Regions from separate parts of the Homo sapiens genome. Here region 1 is linked to region 2. The links are chromatin loops, found by intact Hi-C in ENCODE. Cell type or tissue: dorsolateral prefrontal cortex. All regions are shown on one strand.

What was found. A loop is a pair of places that touch in the nucleus more often than their neighbours do. Peaks named below come from ENCODE experiments on the same cell type or tissue, not always from the same donor. Only the 100,000 strongest peaks of a DNase experiment are listed, where the experiment ranks them.
Region 1: a loop joins it to region 2, with 2.9 times the contacts of the local background. A loop is called at or near these places in 90 of 110 quality-filtered maps.

The regions. Positions count from the first base shown.
Region 1 is chr11:44,708,114-44,713,113 of GRCh38, reverse strand. No RefSeq gene overlaps it. Among named protein-coding and RNA genes, the nearest start is that of LINC02704, 9.3 kb to the right of the region's middle. RefSeq lists silencers at 521-815, 3,621-3,915 and enhancers at 3,621-3,915, 3,564-4,763. In dorsolateral prefrontal cortex, no CTCF peak of the experiment used is centred here; a DNase peak (open chromatin) is centred at 2,938.
Region 2 is chr11:44,891,762-44,896,761 of GRCh38, reverse strand. The region is part of intron 3 of TSPAN18 (tetraspanin 18); the gene reads right to left. Among named protein-coding and RNA genes, the nearest start is that of TP53I11, 57 kb to the left of the region's middle. RefSeq lists an enhancer at 3,017-3,588. In dorsolateral prefrontal cortex, a CTCF peak has its summit at 2,436 (motif pointing right); DNase peaks (open chromatin) are centred at 2,441 and 3,291; H3K4me3 peaks cover 718 bases; H3K27ac peaks cover 1,005 bases; H3K27me3 peaks cover 722 bases.

The sequences.
Region 1 (5,000 bases), 180 kb after region 2:
GGGTAAGCGGCAAAGCCAGATAAGTAGATAGGGAAGCTCACAAAATGCCAAACTGAAGAGTTTGGCCTTTATAAGGAGTTCTGGAGAGTGGGGTTTCAAGCAGGGTCGTGAATTCATTTGTTCATTCAAAGAGGAAACATTTTAAAAATGTTTACTATGGGCTAGGGAGAGTCCTGTGTTCTGGGATCTGTGTTTGGAGATCACTCCTAGCAGATAAGAAAGGTGCCTGGGTTAAATCCTGACTCCCAGCAGACTTTCTGTGGTTGTCTGTCAATGAAATGAATGAATGAATAAATTTTTTTAAATGGTTCTTATTGGTTTACCCAGCAATCTAGACATGAAACTTTGAAACATTGAGTGGAAGCTCTGACCCCCATTCCTCTACAGACCCCCACTGCATTTTTGTCTGAGCTTCCTGGCAGCCAAGGGAAAAAAGGAGATAATGGGATCTATAGCTCTCATTTGTCTTCAGGAAAAAAAAAATGTTAAGTTCTTTGAGAGAGAAATTCTACTTCCTGGCATCACCTTTTGGGAGGAATTTATCTCTTGGCGGCAAAGCAGTAGCTCTTATTTTTTCACTAAGCAGGAGCTGCAGGTTGCCTGGGAATCCCAGCCTGCCTAGATGGCAACACCACCTTGAAATGGAAAACATTGCCAGCTTCCTTTCCCAACAATAGGCCGTCACCTGCCCGGGTGTAAATACAGCTTATAGTTCAGAGGCAAGTTGCTAAGCATATGCGAGACCATATGGAGGGCCCTGGGAGGGCAGCCACCACTGATAAACACTTCCAGCAGCCAACCTGCCACTGCTGCTGCAGCCACTACTCCTCAGGGTCCCCACCGAATAGCCAGGGCCACCGCATCTGGGCCTCGGCTTGGGACAGGACACCCCACCTGGCTACTCTCCTGGGGAGACAAGGGGCCGAGTTCTGGTGACTTTCTAGGGCAGACTGGGATTTTCTCTGGGTCTTTTACATGGCAGAGGGCCCAAGGCTTGCCTGGAGTAGGGCTGGGAGCCGGTCTCTGTAGCTCAGCCCGTGCCGTCTGCCAATCTGATCATCTTTCGGCCTCAATTGCCTCCCTCTTCTTCTCCTGATTGTCTGTTTCTGACTTGTTTTCTTCCTCTCACGTTTGCTCACACTCACTCTGGCCTCTCTCTGGCTGACGCCCTCTCTGTGTCCCCACTTGTTGATTCTGTTTCTATGCCCCGTTTTTCTCCGACCCCTCCCCTTGCTCTTTGTTGCTGTTTCTCCCTCCACCTCTGCCCCATTTCTACTTCATCCTCCCCTGTGAGCTCTTCCCTTTCCCTCTGTCTCTCCACTCATCCTTGTGTGTCTCTCAGTCTCTGTGTTGCTGTTTTTCCTTCTGTCTTCTGCCAGTTCTCTTTTTCTATGTAGGTATCACGTTCTCTCTCTCTCCCTCCCCATCTCTGTGGTTTCTCCATCAAACAGCCTCTCTCTCTCTCTCGTTCTCTCTCCCTCTCCCTCCCCTGCCCTCCCTGCTCAGCTCCTGGGCCTCTGCTGTCTTTTATCACTATCAGCCCCTTTCTCTATACCTCTCACTTGTTTTTCTTTCCTGATTCTCAGAGAAGGGGGCTGGAGCCCAGGGCCCCTGTGCTGTGGGAAACACAAGGACACTTCGTGAGCTCCGAGCTCTGAGTCTATGCCTTACAGATCCCCCTTTCCTGCAGCTGGTGCTCTCCTGGCCTCTGGGACACTCACTCCCCACCTCTCCCATCCCCCACCCGATACATATACACATGGAGTGGTCCCAAAGCCCAGCCTGGCCTGCTGGCCTCTCTGTGGGCCTGGCTTCATTCCACTCGTTGCTCCTCCCACCCCCAGTGCCTGGTTTCCATGGTTACCCTGGCTCTCAGAGGCCATAGTGGATGTCTGGTCCTGGTGGCTTAGACTAACTGGGATCAGGAGCCTCCCTCCTCCTCTCTACCCTGGAGAACCCACCATAAGGCTCTAAGGGTCCACCTAGTTCTCAAAAGGATATTGCCAGTATTTGCCAGTATTTGTTTTCTAGAAAGGTTAGAATCGTGGCCAGCTCATCCCTGCTGAGGCCATGACCAAAAGGACATCGTTAGCCAAGTGTGGCTCAGACCAAGATCCAAGCTGCTGAATCCTTACTAACACTCATTCATTCAAGCAATCAAGCAAATATTGGGGGATAGAGGGCTGAATAAAGACAAGTCTCTGCCTTTGAGAAGCCCCCACAGATGATAGGAGCAGAGGGTGCTGGAAATATTGACCTCCTTGTGTCTGAGGCATCAAAAATATCCCCCAGAGGACAGGGTAACAGTTGAGCCTCAGAGGGTAAACAGGGAGAGGAGAAAGAGCTGGCTGGTATTCAAAGCAAATGACACAATTTGTGCAAAGGCACTAGGGTTGGGGACAGGGTGATGGGAAATGTGAGCTCCAAGAGGGTTGTAGCCCTGATGCCTAATTCCGTGTCTGGCAGAGTAGATGCTAAACAAATGCTGAGGGAGGGAGGGAATGAATGGATGAATGGTCTACAAGAGATGCTCAGTGATGGCTGGGAGCACAGGGGGACACGGATGGGCAGAGAGCGAAGAGCTGGGAAGATGCGTCTGGGCAGGTTTCATTAAAGACTCATCCACCCAAGCTGAAGAGTTAGAACTTCATGACTTAGCCAACTAGAGATTTGTTTGTTCCTTCCTTTGTTTTTCTTTCAGAGAAATAACACTCTGGCAGCTGTTTTGAAGATGAACATAAGTTCGAACTTGTAAATTTTACAAGTTCAGGACTAAACTCTTCATCTTCCCCACCTCCCCCCAGAACCTGCAAGAAGCAGGAAGATCCATGGCCTCATCTTTCCAGTTGATTGCAACTCCATCCTTCCAGTGCTCTGGCCAAAAGCCCTGGCGCCATCCCTGACTCATCTTTCTCTCACCCCCTACATTTGATCTGTCAGGAAATCCTGTTAGCTGCACTTGCAAAATGCGCCTGGAATCCAGCCATTTCTCGCCACCTCCTCTGCCACCATCTTCCTCCAAAACACCCTCATCTCTCCCCTGGGCTATTGCAACAGCCCCTCACTTTCAACTCTCATGCTTTCACTGCCTCCTCCTGCCTCCCCTGCTGCAGGTGTATCTCCTCTTATACACTACTCAGAGTGAGCCTGTTAAAATGTTGGTCACGTCACTTCATTCTTCAGCTTGAAACTCTGCGATGGCAGTGTCTCATGCTGAGTCAAAGTCAAAGTCTATGCAAGGTGCAAGGGCCCTGCATGATCCACCTGCTAGCTGCCCCCATCTCCTCTCTGATTTTCTCTCCTACTACACTCGGTCCCCAGGCACATGGAACAGTGAGTCCATTAAACTTCTTTTTTATTTTTTAAATAAATTACCCAGTCTCAGGTATATCTTTATCAGCAGCATGAAAACAGACTAATACAAGCAAGCCCCTAGGGTTTGGCCTACTGTTGAATGTCGAGGCAGGTTCTTGGAGGGGCCCTGAGTGCTCTCCTGGCCTCTGGGACACTCACTCCCAGGTTAAGAATCTTATTCTGTCAGAGGGAAGTTGGAAAGCTAAGCAGTCATCTTTCCCAGACTCCTTTGCAGCTAGGATCTGGGCTATGAATGAGGTTCTATAGGTAAACATGCCCCCATGAGGTGGGGAAGGAGGAAGAGAGGTGGTAGCCACCGAGCTGCAGCTGGAGCGGCCCTAGCATCTGCTCACCAGGTTCACAGGTATGTGGCAATTCCAGTGGCAGCAGCAGCTTCCGCACATCTGAGTCATATCAACAGGCATGACCTTCCAAACCAAAGTCCAGGGGCTGCCCCTGACTGCCCTTCTCCAGCCCTCCCACAGTTTTGCAACCATCTAATTTTCAGTTTTAATTCATTTGCTGCTTAAAATTCATACAGTGCTTTCCATTTCCAGCATTGAATCCTTACAGCCAGTCCTGCTGCATCCTCTGGGCTCCCTGACCCCTCTCCCTGGCCACATCCTCTCCCTTCTCCCCCTCCACAGTCTGAATAATTCCTTCTGGCTGGAGGTGTGGGTGGAGATCATTCTTTATCCATCTACCCACACGCAATCCCCAGATCTATCATCCAGGTACCTGAGTACTTCCTGCCCTTTTGAAACTTCAAGTCTGGAGTCCCTCCCTTTCTGTTCTCAGCTATCTCTGTGCCCCTCTGGGCAGGAAGTCGCATCGTCTGCATGGGTTTGTTCTGAAGGTCCTGGAAGGATTCTCCCCAGCATTCCCATTCTCTAGACTGACCTTTTTCAAAAGCATGTTCTGTGCAAGGGGTGTGAATGGGATTCTTGGAAAACAGAACTCTACCAAGCAGGAAGCTGGTAGTGACTCAACGTTAAAGGGGCTTCTTTATAGCAGGACTTCTCAGAGCCTTTACTGTGGTAAGATAAACTGTGAAACCCCAAGAGGGATATCAGAGCACAGTGCTTGGCACAGCACTTCACACGTAGTGGTCTCTAAATTAACCACAGTCTTTGGTGACCAATTCGTGATTTTGATTCTCAATTGGGTTTAGCTTGGGTGGGATGAAGTGACACTTTTCTGTGTGCTTGAGAGTGGACAAAGCACAAGCTTTCCCTCTGGACAGGTCTGAGTGCAGATCACAGTTCCGCCGCTTACTGTGGAAAACTGACCTCGCCACTCTGAACCTCAGTTTCTTCTTCAGGGACAGGATACCTACCGCTCAGGAGGACTGAGTGGGTGAATGAAATGAAGTACACAGTGGTGCTGGATACACAGTAGCTAAGAGGGTGACCGTCGTCTGGAACCACAGCTCCTCTAATCACAGTCCAGCCCTCCGAGTTCAGCCAGGCTGACACAGTGAGGAGAGCGTGGGTGGGCCTGGCAGGCTGTGCAGGGAATCCCGAGGGACCCTTCTCCTGAATTCCAGTCGTGCCGGCGGGGCTCTTGGGTTTCAATACACAACATCACAGAGCTGCTCTGCTACCCGGACAAATTCCTATAATGGAAGGACTCAGAGATTCCCAAAG
Region 2 (5,000 bases):
GCAGATAACAGCAGGGCTGGGGAACCCACAGTGGGGAGGACTAACTCCACCGGCATAACTCTGGGCAGAGGGGAGAGGAACTGTGGGGAAGGGGATGGTGAAGGCTAGTCTTGGGGGAGTGCAGAGGTAGAGATGGGAAGATGGAAAGGCAGGAGAAGAGGCCTCCCTCCTGAGACATGGCCACAGCCCCGGGAGCTGGCACCCCTATTTGGCCTAAACATACCTATGTGACAGGCCCTTCAACTGCCTGCCCCATCTGTGTGCACCAGCTTCAGGTACTCCGTGCACTTGGGGTACAGTGCTGGCATGCGTGAGCCCATGAAATGCTCAGAACAACCCTATGAAGTAGGTATCACACCATCATCCCCACAGTACAATGGGGAAACTGAGTCCAATGGGAAAAGAGAGAGAATTGACTTGTCCAACATCACACTGTTGGTAAGTGATGGGGCTGGAATCCAAACTCAGGGGTCAGAGTCAAAAGTGGCGTTTACAGAAAGTGCTTTCTCTTCCTGTGTGATCACAATGAATCCTCACAATAGCCCACGAGGCAGGCTACCACAGGTTCACTGGGGTCAGTGAAGGGGTGGTGGGTGAAAGATTCCTCCCCATTTACCCATCCCTCCCTTCCTCCCTCAATCCACCCAGTCAGCCATCTACCATCCACTGAGTAGATGTACATTGAGTTGCTACTATGTGCCGGGGAAGTGCCAGGGAGTGCAAGGTGCAAATAACCATGGGCACACAGGTGAGTGGTTTTTACAGAATGAAATTGAGGCTTGGAGATGCCAGTGACAAGGCCAAGCATCCTCGGGAGATTTCAAGCTGTTTCCAGCTTTGTAGTTCAGGGCCTGCACCCCATGCCCAGCCCCAGGGCTCAGGGAAACAAGGACGGGGTGATGGGTTTCCTGCCGCTTCTCTTCTCCTGCTGCATCCCAGTCCTGGTCCCCTGTATCACCATTCCCTGCCTCATCTCCGTCTGGACACTGAGGCTGATATGAGAAACATGGATGACATAGGCCAACCCAGAGACAAGGAGGAGATGCTGAACTCTGGGGAATGTCTGGCGGTTGCCTGCCTCCTCCCCACCAGGGAGCTCCAGCCCCTTTGAATGCTGTACCCTGGCTGGGAATGGGCTCACCCCTTGTGGTGTCCCAACTTCCCTGAACTAACTTCATTTCCCTTTTTTTCTTTGTCCTCTGTGAGCCCCCATCCTATTGACTGGCTCATTTGTCCTGGAAGAGGACAGCCCAGTGACACCTGCCATGCTCACCCCATCACTGATGCTTCTGCAGAGGCTGGGTTGGTTTCTGCCTTGGCCAGCTCCCTGGAGACCTTGGGAAAGTCACCCCCCTCTCCAAGGTGCTAGGTTCTCCTTGGAAAACTGTGATGATGAATTTGGAAGCCAAAGGTGGTTGTAAGAATTCACAGTACCATGGGAGCTATTATTATCAGCAGCATCAGATATTGGAAATAAGTGGATGCCCAGCCCACATTCACCAGTTATGAATGGAGCAGGGTATAGGGGAGAACCATGGACACATGGCTTGGGTAGCGTGGATACAAACATCTTTCCCCTAAACAGACCCAAATTCTAACAAATTGCCACAATTTTGTGGTAACTGAGCCTAATAACTACTAGGATTGAGGTTTTACCATGTACCAGACTCCACTATACCTTTCTCCTACCTGTCCTCTTATTTAATCCTTACCTAGGAGGTGGGTATTATTATTATCCCATTTTACAGATGAGGAAACTGAAGCGTGGGCAGGGTAACTAACTCGTCTGAGTTCATTTACCTGGTTAGCAAAACATGGCTATGATTTAGCCCCAAGTCAGCTGGACCCCAAACCAGAGCTCCTGATACGACACCTATCCGTGGGGTGTGGCACCAGAGACAGGAAGCGCCGTGCCCCAGTCTGCAAAGTCTCCAGCCCAGTGCTGCTCTTCCCTGAACCAGGCAGCGAGGCACAGAGGCCCAGGAAGTTGGCTAAACTTCTTCCCTGAGCCAGCTGGAGGCCCTTGGGGATGGCCCAGGCCGGCCATCCCTTGACAGATGGGAGCCCTGAGGCCCAGAAAGGCACAGAGATGGGACCGAGGTCACGCAGTGCCTCGGGGCTTTCCTCGGCGGACCCCTGCCCGGGCCAGACAGCTTTATTAATCTCGCCCCTCCTGTCGCCCAGATGGCGGCTCAGCCCCATCTGCACGGAGCAGGGGCCCAGGAGGGGCTCTCTGATTAAGAAGAACAGCTCAGTTCATAAATCACTCCTTTTACTTTCACTCCCCCCCGCCCCCAGGCATGCTTTCTAGAGAGAAGGAAAGGAGGCGGCCGGACAAGAGAGATGGAGAAGCCCCCAGTGGAGGAAGGTTTGGGCTGGTGCAGAGCCGAGAAAGGGCTTGCACGTGCCCTGGCCAGGAGAGGGCGCTGTGGCCAAGGGCAGAGCCTCAGAGGACCGTGTGTTCCCCTGCAACTGCGTTCCCACCAGTGGGGGATCTGCCTGTGCCAGCCATAAGCCTGAGCCAGACGCCTCACCTCCAGAGCCTCACCTCCGCATCTGGGAGGTGGGGATGTTCAGAACTAACTTCTAGGATCCTTTCCAGGAGGATGCAAGGGGATGATGAGGGTGAAAGGACTTGACAGGCTGCACACCCCGTTCCCTCCTTCCTGCGCTCCCGGCACCAACAGCGCCAGCCCTGGGCTTGGTCCAAGGCATAGGGACCAAGGGCTGCCCTTCCTCAAGGACTCACTCAAGTCTAGTGAGACTCAATCACCGCAGTCCCTACTTGGAGAGAAGTGTTAATGGCCACATTAACCCAGTGTCCTGGGCTTGCCAGGCAAGATACAGAAACGAAACCCTGACTGCCAGGGTGAGGCTGGGGTCGGGAGAGCCTAGAATCAGGGAGGCCATGTGGGGAGGACTGGGACAGGGTCAGCATTTACTAAGGCCTGATATTAACGCAAGGCAATGTATTATGGGCGTTCACTTAAAATGATCTCACTTGATCCTCCAAAAAGCTCTACAAAGTAGACGATATTATCATCATTCCCTTTTAGGGATGAGGAAACTAAAGCTTCATGGGGCTAGAAAGGTCCCAGAGCTGGGAAGAGATGGAGCTGGGATTTGTAGCCAGGTTTTGCTGGACTGCAAACCCACATCTTTTCCTTGGTCAGGACGCCGGCCCGAGGCCTAGAAGACTAACAATGATTCTTGCCATCAGGTTCAAGGCTGATGGGGAGGACTTATTTGCTCACTGGCTGTGCCTGCTGGGCCTCATCCCAAGACAGACGGTCTCATAAACAAGCAATTGGCCTGAGATCCTGGCGTGCCTGGTGCTGGCACCAACATGGGGACATGGTCACAGCTGAGCGGGGGATAAAATCTAATTAGGCTCCTGAGGGGCGGGTGCCTTAAGGATTAACCAGGAGCACAGCCTGCTGTGGATGCAATTGGATCCTAAATGACAGCCTCCCCTGCCCCCGCCGGCTCATGGAGCTGTGAATGTCAAGGTGGCACAGAGCATCTGCAGGCTCTGGGAAGGACCCCTCTCTAGTCTGTGAGTTGAGCCAGGATGGGCACCCTGTCCCTGCCACCAGCCCTTTCCTCTGTCCCATGTAGAACACCCACAGGGCCATCAGAGAATCGTCAAAGAAGGAAGCATCTTAGTGAAGGTTGTCTCCAACTCCTCATTTCACACTGCGGGAGCTGAGGCCCAGAGAGGGACGGGCTCTTGCCCAGAGTCACACAGCACAGCTAGAACGAGGACCTCCTGACATGAAGCCCGCTGCTCTTCCCACCAATTGAGGCAGCCTCCCAGGACTTATTACACCTGCACGTAGGTAACTCCTGAAAGTGCTTTATACACTTTATGTCATCAGACCCTCTCAACTACCCTGCGAGGTGAGCAGTCATGTTTTACAGATGAGGAAACTGCGGCTCACTAGCCTGAAGTCACACAGTAGGTTGGAGGACCTGCTGGGACAAAATAAGGTTCCTGGCTCTTCTGCCCTGGCTGTCTTCCAGAGGACTCTGAGCCCCCAATCCCCAGGGTCACCCTCAAACAATCCATGCCTCCCATCCCCCATAGACCGGGGCTGGACTTAAGCCACAGAAGGTGCCAGTCCCAGACACAGGTCGGAGGTCCCTCTGCCTGTCTTAGGCACTAGACATTGTACTGAGACCACCTGTTTGCAAAGGCCTCTGCGGACAAAGCTCTTTGCCCTCTTTCAGGGACTGTTACTTTGCCACTTTGTCAGAAGGCAAGGCAACCTGGGAAACCCACGCAGTTTGAAATTGGGGGGAGCACAGAAGCACGGAGGTCACTCCATTAGGAAGAGTGTTTGGCCTGAGGACACTAGCGTCCACCTCCAACAGCCAAGTGTAGTTGAAGCAGGCCAAGCAACCAAGTCCAGGGGCCTGGGAGGAATGGCGCGGGTCAGAGTGAAGCCACCCTCTCTGCTCAGGATGCCTACCTACACCCTGTCATGTGAGCCCAGCAGAGCCCTGCAGGAAAGGTGCCTGGCAGCCAAACTGGTGATCTGGGGAAAGGCAGGTACCAGGAGGAGAGAAGCAGACATCCAGGTGTGGCAGGGAAACCCCAGTTCTGGGAGATGGTATAAGCACCAGGGGATAGGAAGGAAGGTTGACTCAGCCTGCTGTGGGGAGAGCAGACAGCCCCGCAGCCTCCCACAGCCTTGGGGAAGGGGCTGTAGGCACAAGGGGGCAGGTGGCCTGGCTGCTTCCCTGGGGTTCAGAGAGCATCCACTCAGTGGCCTCCCTGAGTAGTCAAAGAACAAGCTTCCTCCAACCAACCACTATTCTTGTGGTAATTCACACCATAACACTCTTGATTCATTCACTCCTGCCTACGTTCGTGCTTTTGTTCATTTCCCATTTAGTGAGCATCCTTGGCCTTTGCAGGAGCCTCACTGGCCAGAAAGAATGGAAGGAGTGACCCCTAGACCTGAGGTCTGGGGGATCAGCCAGCAGCAGCCTCTGAA